5 separate regions of the Homo sapiens genome follow, and regions 2, 3, 4 and 5 are each linked to region 1. Evidence: chromatin contacts called from ENCODE Hi-C or POLR2A ChIA-PET data. All regions are on one chromosome and are shown on one strand. The core of a region is the stretch at or near the end of the contact, and the rest is flanking DNA. Distances in the headings are between cores, read along the strand shown. Region 1 holds the start of FAM168A (family with sequence similarity 168 member A). Region 2 holds the start of XNDC1N (XRCC1 N-terminal domain containing 1, N-terminal like). Region 3 holds the start of NUMA1 (nuclear mitotic apparatus protein 1). Region 4 holds the start of LAMTOR1 (late endosomal/lysosomal adaptor, MAPK and MTOR activator 1). Region 5 holds the start of INPPL1 (inositol polyphosphate phosphatase like 1).

Region 1 (2,656 bases), core at 73-2,572:
ACCAACAGCTCCAGGTCTCCCATTCCTTAAATTTCCCCTGTGCCACCTCACCATCAGCAACCACCTCCCCAGGCCTACCAGCTCATCTCCGAAAGTCCTTCTCCAAAACTCCCTCTGCCACCTTGGCCAAGGGATATTTTCTTCAAGATACCATCCCCCAACTTTGCTCACCCCTGCCGCTATCCTTTCAATGAAAGCAGCCCAGTGATGTTTTATGTGCCCTCTGCCTTGACTCTGCAACCAAGGAGCCACCATGCCCTTTCCAGTGATTGTAAGATCACCCTAAATCCAACCCACTGTGCCCCACACTCCATTTCCATCCCTGTCCTCCCATTTCGGGCCTGACTTCCAATGTGGCCCCTTCCTGCCAGCTCACCATCACACTCCCCTCACTGAATGTCCCACCTCCACCAACTCCTATTCCAACCTCCATCAGCCCACCCCAGGAAACCCCCAAATTGCACTCTTCTGCTCTATCCTAACCCATGCTATTCCATAAGTCTCCACAAATTCCACCAGCCCCAGATGACAAACACCCACTTCAAGCTTGGGTCTCAACCCATGCCAAGCCCCTCACCCCCAACTCCTGCCACCTCCATCATCCTGCCCCAGGTCCACCCCAAATTCCACCCTTCTGAATTAACACTACGCAGGGCCCTAACCAACCCTGTACATGCCACTCACTCTCCGTTGAAATCATTCCCCTGCCCCTCACCCCAGCTCAGATCCCAAGCTGTCAACTGCTCCAGGCCAAACCCAAATCACCACCCTCATTCAGTCCCCTCCCCCATTAAAAGCCATCCCACCCTAGTCTCATCTTCCACCTCGCCCCAAGACCATCCCGAATTCCAACCCGACGCCCCCACCCCACTCTCCTGTCCCAGGTTGGGTTATTCTCCATCAAAAGTCCTCCTCCCTTGTCGCCCGCCCCCCAACCTGCTTGGGTCCCACCCTCACCCCACCCCCGGCCAGCGCCTGGACAAGTCTCCCCCGCCAGCCCGCCGTTCCATCGCGACCTCAACCCCCTCCCCCCAACCTGCACGGGGGCTCCGCAGCCTCCCCTCTCATTCTCGCCAGCGCCACCGGCCCAGACTCAGGACCAGCGGACCCTGTGGCGGGGGGAGTCTCCTCACCGGTGAGCAGCTGCAGGCGAAAACGGCGGCGGCGGCGGCTGAGGCGGCGATGCCCTTGTCTTCTCCGGAGGCTACGGCGGCGACGCTCTCGCCCGTGTCCAGTAGGGTGGCGGATGGCGCGCGGGGACCGGAGCCTCCTCCTCAGCGACTCGGCTCTGAATCCTCTGCAGTAGCCGCCGAGGAGCCCGACGGGTGGGGGGAGGGGACGCTCGGCTGCGGGCGAGGGAGGAGGAGGCGGAGGGAGGAGGCGGGGGACCGCTCAGAAGGGCAGGGAAGGAGGAGCCGGCGCGGCGCCGCGACACGTCCCACAGCCTCAGAGCGCCGGGACCACAACTCCCGGCATGCCCTGCTTTAGCCCGCGCGCGGCCTGCGCCTCCCGCCGCGAGCCCGGTGCAGAGGGGCCGCGCCCTCTCCGGTCACGGACAGTGGAATAAAGCCAACCATCCGCTGGCGAATTTTGTAGACTCAAAGACCACCTGTGAGGAAAGTCAGGTCGCCCGAGGCCCCATCCCCAAGGGGCCGTACTCGCAGCGTCTCCATCCTCTTTGCATAGACACCCCCCTCCCCCCGCCCACACACACACACACACTCTCTGTCTCTCCCTCTCTCCCTCTCTCCCTCTCTCCCTCTCCCTCTCGTCTCTGTCTCTGGACTACACCTCCCAGCATGCCCCTCAGCTTCCTATTCTCCTTCCGGACCCTTCTCAGACCCGGTACTACAGTTCCCAGGGAGTGTGGTCCCTGCGAAATGCTGGGAGATGGAGTTCTCGGTTCTTCCTCCATGTTAAGAAAAAGAAGTGAAAGAGAGGCAAAAGGGAAGGAATACGCCAGCCCACCGAGGATGGGCCTTGATGGGCTAGATCACCTGTGATTCTGTTCATCCCTCGCCATCTCCGTTTCAGCTGTCTCTCACCAGAACTAATGCCGGAGCTTCCTCGCTGGTCTCCCTGCAAATTTGAGGACGATTCGGCAACTTGAATCCAAACGACAAAGGGCATATCCTCTTCTTGACCCAGCTCCATTACTTTTAAGAATTTACCTTAAAAAGATGATCGAACAATTTCGAAAAGATGAATGCACAAAGTTGTTATATGACGTAGTTAATTATGAAGGGAGTAAATGTTCATCGATAGGGTGCTGCTTAAATAAGACGTGACATATACATACAATGCAATACTAAGGAGCCATTTAAAATGATATAAATCTATTGACATGAAAAGCTATTCACAATTTATTCTTCGGGGAAAAAGTTGATTACACAACAGCATGTCTACACGAGTGCATTTATGTGAGGTTTGACACAATATTCTACAAGCATGGAGAGATTTCAGGAAAGAGGTTCGCCAAAATATTAGCAATGATTATCTTGGGGGAAAGGGTGTCAGATTGCACGTAGGTTTTTTTTGTTTTTTGAGACGGAGTCTGGATCTATAGCCAGGCTGGAGTAAAGTGGGGGCGATCGCAGGTCACTGCAACCTCTGCCTCCCGGGTTCAAGCGATTCTCCTGCCTCAGCCTCCTGAGTA
Region 2 (2,656 bases), core at 67-2,566, 1.7 Mb before region 1:
AATCCCAGCACTTTGGGAGGCCGAGGCGGGTGGATCACTTAAGGTCAGGAGTTCGAGACCATGGCCATGACCCCATCTCTGCTAAAAATATGAAATTTCCCCAGGCGTGGTGGCGCGTACGTAGTCCCAGCTATTTGGGAGGCTGAGACATGAGAATCGTTTGAACCCAGTAGGCGGAGGCTGCAGTGAGCCCAGATTGAACCAGTGCATTCCAGCCTTGGTAACACAGCGAGACACCGTTTCAAAGAAAAAAAAAAAGCACTCAGATTAAAAAACAAAATGAAACACAATACAATACTATATAGTCATGGCTACATATAATTATTAAAAATGGACTGGGAGAACACAAGCTAATTCTAATTCATAATAGTTGCTTCTGGAGAGGATGAGAGGGTAATAGGCTTGAGAGTAGAAAAAACAGGTAAGTTTAACTTTTATTGTATTATCTAGCTTTTAAAAAATAAGCAAATAAATCATAATGCCAGTAGTCAATTTAGGGTGATGGGTGTACAGTATTTACAATATTCTCCGTATTAAGTGTCACAAAATAAAAATGATTATTTTTAAGTAAATGGGATGCCTGTGGATGATGTAGATAATTCCCTGTAATTTTCTGTTGGTCCCAATGTAAAGCTGACTTTTCTAGACGTTCTGTGGGCTCACAGGCCATCCTAGTTCCATTCACCAGACAGATCCAGGCGGACGCCCAGAGGCGTGTGAGCTGGGGCTACAGGCTTGCAAGGTATCGAGTTCACCGGCTGCTGAAAAATCAGTTATGAAGGTATACGTAGGGGTGGGACAGTGAATGGTGTATAAAAAGGAGGGTAAGGCAGAAGCTGGGGCCGCAGGATGTGGGTTAGAAAAGTGTGCCGAGGTGTGTGAACTGGCATGACAGCCTAAGTAAGACGCGGAATGTGGGTGCCCTGGAGGTCCCGCAAGGCTCTTCAGCTCTCAGTTTCGGGAGCTCAAGCCGCACCGCTGCTTTCACAGCTCATCGGGAACAGGCTGCTCAGTTCATTTCCTTGATGGCCACCCTCCTCCCTCTCGGCCACTCCCCTCCCCATCAACAAATCCCAACGCCCCTCACCCGGGACCGTGGACCTCGAGGAGCCACCGTTGCCTCGGATCTCGGACCACCAAACCTATTCTCCCGCCAATTCGGCCTTCTGACCTTCGCCTTCTGACCCCGAGAGCTACTCTTCCGTCTTCCGTAGCACAGGAATGCGTTCTGGGGCTTCAAGAAGCTGCTGTTTTTGAAAATGAGTCCTACCGAGGCAAGATGGCAGGTGCTGCAGCCAGGAAAATACATTTCCGTGTGTTTTAATATTTATTTTCACTCACTACAACTCTTTCGTGGAGGGAGCGGAATTTAAACTTCCGGGTCAGCCTCAGTGCAGCTTGGGAAACGTAGTTCCTAGTCCCCACGTCTCGCTCCTTGGAGCCCAGACTGAGGGAGCGTCGCGAAAGTTGCCCGTTTTGGAACGCTCCCATTTGGCTCTCCAAAGGGAAGAATTGGTTAAATAGTTGCACTGAAAATAATGCGATTCAAATTTCTCATTTTCCAAGAACGCTCCCTTGCTGAAGCTTGCAAGGGCACGGTACTCCCCTCTCCTTGACCCTGAAACGTGCAGCAAGTAGATAACCTCCTGATCCCTGACAGTCTCCGCCTGTGTTGATGCCCCGCCCCCTCTGCTGGAGTCCGAGCCGCCGATTGGCTAGGAGCACTTGAGCAGCGGAAGCAGCTGGCTCGCGCGGGGACTGCGGTGAGGGGGCGAGCCGTGAAGATGGCGGCAGTGGTGGAGGTGGAGGTTGGAGGTGGTGCTGCTGGGGAACGGGAGCTGGATGAGGTAAGCGGAGTTGAGAGACGAGGAGAGACTCAACCTGAGACTGAGGGGAGGGGCAGTGAGGTATCGGGAGGTGGGGGTCTTAGGAGAGAAGGGAAAGATCCTGAGAGGGAAGGAGCTGACTAGGGGGCGGGTGCGTGGAGAGCGAAGTCAGAGGCACTCCTGACTTGGGGACTCCGAGGCGGCCTTGGGAGTAGAAGACTTGCATTAGCCTCAAGGGTGAAGATGGAGGACAGAGAGAGAGGTCGGAGGGGTGGGGGTGTTAAGATTTTGTGATTACTAGCTGGGTGTCTTAGGGTAGGACCGAAGGGCTAAGAGGTAGTTTGAGTTGGAGGGACGTGAATTTCTTCAGGGGAAGGCTGGGCTTCTACTGTGGGAGAGGACTCTGTCTAAGCCTAGGGTGGGGGTTGGGGACACAGACCGGGAAAGAGTGCTAATCCACTAGTAGTATAGCTTTGAGTTATCTTAAAGTTGGAACTGTTTTATTTATCGTTCCATTCTAAGACTTTGTATCTAATGCATGCTCAGTAAAGTTTTGGCCAACGAATGAAGGAACAAGTGGATGAATAAATGATTGTATGCCGGAATTCATGCATTTATTCACTTAATAAACATTATGACTTTTGCTCCGGGTTCTGGGCCAGGTGCTAGGGAGACAAGGGGCCCCTCCGTTGAAGAGCCCACAGTCTAGTGGTGGGAGACAGACAAGAAGACTAGTCATTGCATTAGAGATATAATGGTGGCACTGAGAAGTGTGCAACATTTCAGCTTGGGATAGGGAAGGCTTCCCGGAGTTGCTGAGTTTTAAACGA
Region 3 (2,656 bases), core at 97-2,596, 1.5 Mb before region 1:
GAAAAAGTCTCTCGTTATCTAGAAGGGCAGACAAACACGCAGACTTTTAAAATACCAGATGGCAGGCCGGGCGTGATGGCTCACGCCTGTAATCCCAAGCACTTTGGGAAGCCGAGGCGGGCGGATCACGAGGTCAAGAGTTCAAGACCGGCCTGGCCAAGATGGTGAAACCCTGTGTCTACTAAAAATACAAAAGTTAGCCGGGTGTGGTAGCGGGCGCCTGTAATCCCAGCTACTCGGGAGGCTGAGGCAGGGAACTGTTTGAACCCGGGTGGCAGAGGTTGCAGTGAGCCGAGATCGCGCCACTGCACTCCGGCCTGGGCGATAGGGCGAGACTCCGTCTCAAAAAAAAAAAAAAATGACAAGTGCTAACTCAGAGGTAAGCAAAAGAGAGTACCCAGAGGCGGCAGCATCAACCCAGTGGGCTCCCGCCCACCCACAATCTTCACACAGTCACACCACTTATAGTCATAAATTTGTACTCTCCGAGGTGCGTGTATGAAACATGTTATCTGTGAGAGTCCATGGATGAAAAACAAAAACAAACAAAAATTAAAAAAAAAAAAAAAAAAGACTTAACCTGTTTTGACCAGGACAACCACCCCAGGAAGTAGGTAAGGCAGGTAAGGTCATTGTTTACATATATGAAAAGTGAGGCTCAAAATACACTGACCAGTCCAAGACAACGCGCGCCCCCACAAAGCACCTTCCCCGTCCCCATTTATGCCCAACCCATAAACCCAAAGTAGAGCCAACCTCGCACTGGCTACGTAACCCGGGCCAAGCTAAACATTATAAACCTCAGGCTCCCCATCTTTAAAGTATAACAGGTGGTTAGAAGATTAAAAAGATAAACATTTGGCAGGTCATTGTGGACGGTGTAGCTCAGAAAATGCTGACTACTGCACTACCATAACTACTGCTATTGTTAACGATAAAAGGCAAAGACTTTCCAGGACCCGACCCCTCGCTTACAAGCCTTTCGGGAACTTGCCCTATACCCCCGACCCCAGTCACCTTCAGATTTAATTCCACAGACACGCCCCCAAACAGACCCTCCCCTTTAAGGCACCCCCCCCCCCCCCGGCTCCTCCCTCTCAGGCGCCTCTCCTCACAAACCTTACCCCCATAGATTCTGCCCTTTCGGACTCGGTTATGGAGGAGGCCTTCCGCTCGCAGCGGCCTCTCCAGCACCCCTTTTAGGCCTGAGCACCCGCAGGGGTGCCCAGGCCGCACGCCAAACGCGGGCCCGCGCCGGTTACCTGGCTGCGCGCTCCCGCTCTGCCTCGCGATTCTCCGGAATCGTACCTCTTCGTGGGCTCGCGCCAGCGCTGTGAGCGCACAATTAGTTTAAACTATGGCCCCGCCCCCTCGCGCTGCCCTCTGATTGGCCTCTGTCGGCGGGGCCCGCTTAAGGACCCGGGAAAAGGAAGTTTGAGGGCCACTGGGAAAGAGAAGGGGTATCACCGCTTCCGGACCCCGGCCTGTACTTGAAGGCAAAGAGAACTACAAATCCCAGCGTCACCCGCGGCCTTGAAGCCCCGCCCCTGACAAACTGAAGGTCCCGGTAAGCATCGCGTCAGTACTTATGGCGCCTGCCGGGTTGTGGTGACGAAAGCAGTTGCCATGGAGTTGCTCTGAGTAACCCTGAGGCAGTGGGACGCCAAGACTGGAGAGGAAGCGACTGCGGGTGAGTCGGGCGGGAAAACAGGAAACCCGTTCTAGGGGACAAGAGATCTATGGAGAAGGGAGGGGCACTCACAGAACGACTAAGAACCTTCCTGCTCGGGGATCTGAGATTTCCCCCACCGACCCTCATCACCTTTCACAGCGAACAAGATACAACACTCACATGGGACAGACTGGGCGAGGGGGAGCAGAGGGAGGGATAGGCGTTGAGATATATATCCATACAGATTTGGGGATGCTTAAGAACCACCCCCAGGGCCGGGAGCGGTGGCTCACGCCTGTAATCCCAACACTGGGAGACCAAGGCGGGCGGACCACTTAAGGCCAGGAGTTCGAGACCAGCCTGAGAAACATGGCGAACCCTGTCTCTACCAAAAACATAAAAAAATTAGCCGGGCTTGGTGGCGCGCTCCAGTGGCCCCAGCTACTAGGGAGGCTGAGGTAGAAGGATCGCTTGAGCCCGGAGATTGAAGCTGCAGTGAGCCGTGATCACGCAACTACACTCCAGCCTGGGCTATAGAGCGATACCTCCATCTCAAAACAAAACAAAACGAAACAAAACAAAAACAAAACAAAACAACGAACCCCGCCCCCAACGCAAACATAAAGCTCCCAAAATCGGATGCTTCAAGTTCCAGGCATAACCTGGGAGATCAGAAACGCCCTCAGAAATGGGGTTGGTTTTCCTCTGAGGAACTGAGACCCTCTTCCAAGACATGCGGTTAGCATTAGATTGAGTAAATCGCAGTCGCTACCCTAATTCTAGAGATGTAGGAAACTTCCTGGGGCGTGAAGTGCCTCATTCCTTCTTCTTCCAAGGAGTAAAACCCCTTCTCAATCTGTCCCCAGATTCCCTTTTCTCCCCACACCTTCTCCGTGGTCCGCTACTCAAAGCTCTACAGTTAGAGCTTCATTTTTTTTAGTACTCACGACAGATCTATTACATTTAGTAACCTACCCAGTGCTT
Region 4 (2,656 bases), core at 68-2,567, 1.5 Mb before region 1:
AGTGAAGTGAGAGGTATTAGGCACAACACATGCCTAACACAGGGCAAAGGAAATATGTGTTCATTGGGTGTATGGAGAATTGAGAACCAGAAGCCACCCTTGCTTCCCATACAAACGACATTTTCCTAGGCTTAAGCCCTTAATCCAAAATACGTTCACTGAAGAACGAACTACTTCCCAAGTACCAGTGATATAATCTATTTTTGTGACCATCTTCCCCATTAGACCGTGAGCTACCTGAAACCTTTCTACTCTCTCAGGTCTACTATATGTTCAAATGTAGAATCCGGGCTTAGAGACGATCAAAAAAGGAGAGTAGACAGCAACTTGAGACTTCATCCTTGAATGTCAGGCCAGGCAGGGCAGGGATTAGAGTGTGGGGAGAAGTGAGAATGCACTAAGAGGAAGAGGGAGAATTTAAAACTGTACAGGTCTCCCCAGCCTAACCCTTTCTCCAAAGGTATCAGATCTACAGCCAAATTCTCAGAATAGGCATGTCTCCAGCTAAAGGAACCCTCAGGCCCCAGGCAGACTGCACTGAGGCAAGCCAAACTCAGAACCAAATGAACTTCCCGCTCCATTTCTCTTTTCCCACAATCTAGCCAAAGCTAAATCCTCTTTGTTGCTTCCCAGACAATTTCCCACATGTCCCGATGTCCTCACTGTATCGATTAAATCCTTCATTGGCCAATTCAAAGGCCACCAACTTCCAGAGTCGTCCCCTGGCCCTAGACTAGCAGCGACCTTCCTTCTGCAACCCCAGGGACTAAGACGATACACGAATTCCTGATTCATCTCAGGACAGACTAACTCAGGGCCTCAGCTTACCCACCCCTAAAATGGATTCGCAAAGCCCACTAATACACAGAAGACACAGGAAGCTGGGGAAGGGAGTGTTTCCCGGGGACCTAGACTGAGGATCCTTGAATCTGAAAAGTTTTGAAGGTAGGAGCAAACGGAAGTGGTGGGAGCGAGCCGGACAGGCGGCTGCCTGCACACCCCGAGGCGGGGACTGTGTAGAAATCTGGGGCTTTAACAGGGGTAGGAGCCCGGCTTGGCGTCTCCTCTGTAATCTGTCCCCTCCAGGCCTCCGTATTCAGTGAGCCCTGCAGTCCGGCTGCCCGTCCTCCGCAGGTTTCTTTCTGGGCCCCATGCCCCAGTGTCTTAGCCCTCATTCCCGAGCCCCGCCTGCCGCGGCCGCACCTGGTCCGAGTCCTCGTTCTCGCTGCTGTAGCAGCACCCCATGGCCGGGGTCGGGCCGGGCGCTCAGGCCGCGCCGAGGAGGGACGGCGTCCGTGAGGAGCCCTTCCGGTCACATGACCCGCGGCGGCCTCCCGCAGGCAACCACCCGCCCCCACCCCCCGTACCCCCTGTCCCGGAGCCGCTTGGCCGCCTCAGTCAATACCCCGGCTTCCGGTCCCGCCCGCTAGCGCGTGATCGTTGTCAACCAATGGGAAGGCGTAACCGTACACGCAAGCACGTGATGCGGGGAAAGGGCGGGGCGGATCACATGACTTCATCTTTCCAGTCTCTAAACTGGCAGTAGTGGCCATCGTGAATTGTGTTATGCGTTCTCGTGGCCACTAGGCCACTTTTCTGGGCCATTGAGCGAACTCGTACCAAATGCCCTCGTATGCCCTTGTGATATACTCTTCTAAATGCCATGCGAGGGGCGACTGGGATCCAGGCCTGATGCTCCAGATCGTACGGTCTGGGTGCACACACACAGATGATCCAGATGACCAGTACCTAGTCGGGGAACACAGAGGGTGTATCGCCCAGCTGGGCTGGGGGTGAATACACAGAGGGTGTATTCTCCACCTGGGCTGGGGATCTGCGACTTACAGGAAGAAGGGACCTTATACTACCTTCACATGCTGACGCGCAGCGGAGATAAATCCTGGTAGAGGAGATAGAAGCCACCTCACTGACCTCTCTGCTTTCAGGCTTTTATCTTTAATTCTGCCTTTTTTAACAGCACCCATTGTAATCGAACGCACAAAGCTGACCATCAGTTCTCTTTTCCTAACCCCCGCTCCATGTCTTCCCTTGGGCCCTGAACACAGGTCCAAGTCCGTCCAAGATTGTATAGTGATCCATTTGTTGTTCATGAGCGTGTGATTGGGTGTTCACCAGCATGTATCAAATGTGCCACCCTCAAATCTTGTTTTGGCACATTACCCGTCTGACATAACAAGAGCCTGACACCTCTCCCACTGCATGTTCTGGGGTGAGGGGTGGAGGGGTCAGCAATGTGTTTCACTGGACATAGAGAAATAATGTAGTTTCCTGATTGATCTACTGGACTTTGTACATGCAGCCTGGTCTGCCTACTGTCTTTACTGTCTTCGAGACTCAGTACAATGTCCTCCTGATTACCTTCTCTGACTCCATTCTCTGGACATGCCCAGCTCCCTATGCTTAATCCTCATCCAGTGTTAATTCATGCATTTATTGAATCAACAAATATTTGCTGAGCGTCTACTATGTGCCACACATTGTTATATCTGGATATGCAGCAGTTCACAAAACAGCCAAAGTCCCTGTAGTCATGGAACATCCAATAGTGATCACACTATATTGTATTCTCTGTTCCTGGGTCAGTCTCACCTACCAAACTTGGGAGTTCCTGGAGCACAGTGACAGGTTCTGACTC
Region 5 (2,656 bases), core at 1-2,500, 1.4 Mb before region 1:
CGGGGGCGAGTGCTAATAATACCCGTTCGTTCCGCAGCCGCGCTTTACAGTTTACACAGCTGTCACCTTCGTTTCTCCTTAATTAATAATAAAAATAGCCGCCGTTCGGGAGCGCGGGCTGGGCGCCAGGCCCGGTGCCGAGCGCGGTACGAGCTCGGCCCCCAGAGCCGGCCCTCGCCACAGGATCCCCATTTTCCAGAGCGGGAAGCCGACGCTCAACCCCGCGCCGCGACTTGCCCGAGGTCACCCAGTGGGCCAGCGGCTCCGGGACCGAGGCGCGGGGCGGGGTGAGGCGAGGCGCGGTGCTGCCCCCGGCTCCCCGGGGCGGCGCGGGGCGGGGCGGGCGGCGCGGAGGGCGGGGGCGCGCGCGGATGGCCATCTTAAGTGGCCGCCTGGAGCCCAGGGCCGCTGTCCGGGGAAGGGGGCGCCGGAGCAGCCCGGGAGGTGGGGGTCTGCGTGCGGCGGCCGGGATCCCGGGAGGGAACTTTCTACTAGACGGGCCAGGGATCCTCCTGGCTTCGGACTGCTGAACCCCCTCAAGGCCCGGCCTGCGGGTGTGGGGGGTGGTGCTGGGGAACTTGGCCGAGAGGGGGAAGGGCTCTGCGGGGCTGGGAGGGGCTGCGTGAGAGGCTCGAGAACGTCGCACCTCGTCTGGGCCCCCCGCCAGAGTAAGAATCTTCAGAAGCCTGGTTAGCCAGGGAATCTCCCCGCAGGCTTTGCCGGGGGACGGTTCCCGTGGAGTTGGGGGTTCAGATCTAAGAGGGGGCTGCATTTCGCAGGAGTTGGGGGCCCCGCCCGCTTGGGTGGAGGGAAGAGGATGGGTAGGGGGTGGTCCTGGATCCTTCGCAGGTTTGGGGAACTCGATGCAGCCAAGCTGTAAGGGGGACGAGAGGAAGAGCCATGGAGTGGAATCAGACCTTTATGGGGCTTAGGGGTCATATCATTGGGAGAACTGAGAAGCGCTGAATTCTCCAGGGGGTGCCTGGATCCCGAAGTGTCGGGGCCAGGATGGGGGGACTCGGATTTCGATGGGGATTTGGGGACTGGATCTCCTCGGGTGAATGATGGGGGCAGGATCATTGTGGGGTCTGGGAGGTCCCGGGCCCTTCGGGAAGGTGGGGGCACCGTCCCCGCAGGAGGAGCTGGGGGCAGGGGCGGCCCGGGCTGCGGGCCGAGCGGAGGGGGAGGGGGCGGCAGCCGGCCCTGCGCTCCGCTCCTGCCCCTCCCCCGCCGCCTCTGAACAAACTTTTCTTTCTCTTCAAGTTGAGGCCGGCGCTGCAGGCAGCGGCGGCTGCGCGGTGAACGAGGCGGCCTGCGCGGCGGAGTGCTGAGTCCCGATCCCCGGCTCTGTCCGGCCCACGGATCCTCAAGCCCGGGCCCCGGGCCCGGCCCCAGCCTCAGCCCTGAGCGTCTCGGGGCGGATGGCGCGGGGCGGCGGGGGCGGGCGGTGCTGAGCCCTGCGCGGGCCATGGCCTCGGCCTGCGGGGCGCCGGGCCCGGGGGGCGCCCTGGGCAGCCAGGCCCCCTCCTGGTACCACCGCGACCTGAGCCGGGCGGCCGCGGAGGAGCTGCTGGCCCGGGCGGGCCGCGATGGCAGCTTCCTGGTCCGAGACAGCGAGAGCGTGGCGGGGGCCTTCGCGCTCTGCGTCCTGTGAGTGGGGCGGGGGCTCCTTGCGGGCTGGCGTGGACCGGGAGCGCGGGCACGGCCGGGTGTGGAAAGGGCCCGGGTGAGGGTTTCTGGGGCGGTGGGACGCCAGACCCGCCTCCACCCCCCAGAGTGGGAGCCTTGGCTTTCTCCTGGGTCTGAGGAGGGACGCAGGGGCACTTCCTGCTGTGTGTCTGGGGGCACTTTCAGGAGCCTTGAGGGTAGAGAATATGGGGTTCTGTGGCCCAGTGTGACTGTGATGACGAAAAATTCGGGCATTCCCCGGCAGACCCCTTCAGGCATCCTCCAGGTAGAAGGGAGCAGGGGAGAGGATGTGCATTCCACGTTGTGTGCAGTCCCGTTTGGATAGGGACTGAGTGGTGAGCAGGAGAGGGAGTCGGGGCAGAGGGACTGACGGGGTGTGTGGGGATGCCTGGCAGCTTCCTTAGGGCCCCTTTCGGTGCTTTGGGGTTCTGCCTGGCCGTGTATGGGTGGTGGGGGCGGTGATGGGTGGTGTAGAGAGGAAGGCTTGGGGAAGCAGAGGCTGAGGCTGTATGGGACCTTGCCATTATTTCTGAACCAATGAGTGAGTGTTTGAGCCCTGGCTCTGGGCTTGAGCCCTGGTTACCTGGCTGCCCTAGCCCTGAGCTATGAGTGCTGAGTGAGAGCAGAGCCAGACTTGGTGCTTCTCTGAGTGGGCCAGGTCCTGTGGCTGTGCCTTTCAGCCCAGTGTGGTTGGTAGTGGTGCTGGGGTGAGTTAGCACTCTTGGTTTTGCAGCCTTCTAGCGGCTTTGTACCTCCTGCCCTGCAGTCTGACATTGAGTTGGCTTCTGTGGGCCCAGTGAGTGGGAATCTGTGGGGGCTGCTTTATTTAGATCAGTTATTTAGATCTTTATTTAGATCTTTCTTAGCTCTGTGAACCCCCTCCCAAACTCCTGTCCCACTGTACCTTCCTTACCCCTTTGTTCTCCTGACATCTTTGGTCGGGGCGCACATTAGCCTAGACCAGGGG

Evidence for each region. A loop is a pair of places that touch in the nucleus more often than their neighbours do. ChIA-PET counts read pairs that join two places held with the same protein, here RNA polymerase II (POLR2A). Pooled maps may share reads with other maps.
Region 2: a loop to region 1 is called in a map of CD8-positive, alpha-beta T cell, with 9 times the contacts of the local background. The contact joins the promoter of XNDC1N here to the promoter of FAM168A in region 1. A Hi-C loop is called at or near these places in 2 of 168 maps with a recorded cell type or tissue (CD8-positive, alpha-beta T cell and naive thymus-derived CD4-positive, alpha-beta T cell) and 9 of 50 pooled maps.
Region 3: a loop to region 1 is called in a pooled map, with 18 times the contacts of the local background. The contact joins the promoter of NUMA1 here to the promoter of FAM168A in region 1. A Hi-C loop is called at or near these places in 1 of 37 single-sample maps with no recorded cell type and 7 of 50 pooled maps. POLR2A ChIA-PET finds 5 or more read pairs at or near these places in 2 of 52 experiments (OCI-LY7 and naive thymus-derived CD4-positive, alpha-beta T cell).
Region 4: a loop to region 1 is called in a pooled map, with 25 times the contacts of the local background. The contact joins the promoter of LAMTOR1 here to the promoter of FAM168A in region 1. A Hi-C loop is called at or near these places in 9 of 50 pooled maps.
Region 5: a map of B cell shows a loop between it and region 1 (7-fold over the local background). The contact joins the promoter of INPPL1 here to the promoter of FAM168A in region 1. A Hi-C loop is called at or near these places in 2 of 168 maps with a recorded cell type or tissue (B cell and CD8-positive, alpha-beta T cell) and 8 of 50 pooled maps.

What each region holds. Positions count from the first base shown.
Region 1 is chr11:73,596,790-73,599,445 of GRCh38, forward strand. FAM168A (family with sequence similarity 168 member A) reads right to left here and starts at 1,323. Exons shown (of 8, transcript NM_015159.3): 1 at 1,134-1,323. RefSeq lists an enhancer at 657-1,385 and silencers at 1,277-1,406, 1,537-1,766.
Region 2 is chr11:71,927,278-71,929,933 of GRCh38, forward strand. It overlaps XNDC1N (XRCC1 N-terminal domain containing 1, N-terminal like), which reads right to left and starts at 1,317. Exons shown (of 6, transcript NM_001375847.2): 1 at 1,088-1,317. It overlaps RNF121 (ring finger protein 121), which reads left to right and starts at 1,769. Exons shown (of 9, transcript NM_018320.5): 1 at 1,769-1,847. The coding sequence starts at 1,785. XNDC1N-ZNF705EP-ALG1L9P (XNDC1N-ZNF705EP-ALG1L9P readthrough) reads right to left here and starts at 1,317. Exons shown (of 11, transcript NR_172895.1): 1 at 1,088-1,317. RefSeq lists an enhancer at 1,150-1,459.
Region 3 is chr11:72,079,196-72,081,851 of GRCh38, forward strand. NUMA1 (nuclear mitotic apparatus protein 1) reads right to left here and starts at 1,347. Exons shown (of 27, transcript NM_006185.4): 1 at 1,263-1,347. It overlaps LRTOMT (leucine rich transmembrane and O-methyltransferase domain containing), which reads left to right and starts at 1,655. Exons shown (of 9, transcript NM_001145310.4): 1 at 1,655-1,690. LRRC51 (leucine rich repeat containing 51) reads left to right here and starts at 1,655. Exons shown (of 6, transcript NM_145309.6): 1 at 1,655-1,690. RefSeq lists enhancers at 758-1,713, 1,433-1,702, 1,714-2,656.
Region 4 is chr11:72,101,980-72,104,635 of GRCh38, forward strand. It overlaps LAMTOR1 (late endosomal/lysosomal adaptor, MAPK and MTOR activator 1), which reads right to left and starts at 1,318. Exons shown (of 5, transcript NM_017907.3): 1 at 1,204-1,318. The coding sequence starts at 1,245. The region is part of intron 5 of LRTOMT (leucine rich transmembrane and O-methyltransferase domain containing); the gene reads left to right. It also overlaps the pseudogene LOC124902837. RefSeq lists enhancers at 1,024-1,103, 1,884-2,404 and a silencer at 1,204-1,473.
Region 5 is chr11:72,223,517-72,226,172 of GRCh38, forward strand. It overlaps INPPL1 (inositol polyphosphate phosphatase like 1), which reads left to right and starts at 1,251. Exons shown (of 28, transcript NM_001567.4): 1 at 1,251-1,650. The coding sequence starts at 1,469. RefSeq lists silencers at 207-606, 1,157-1,516, 1,527-1,736.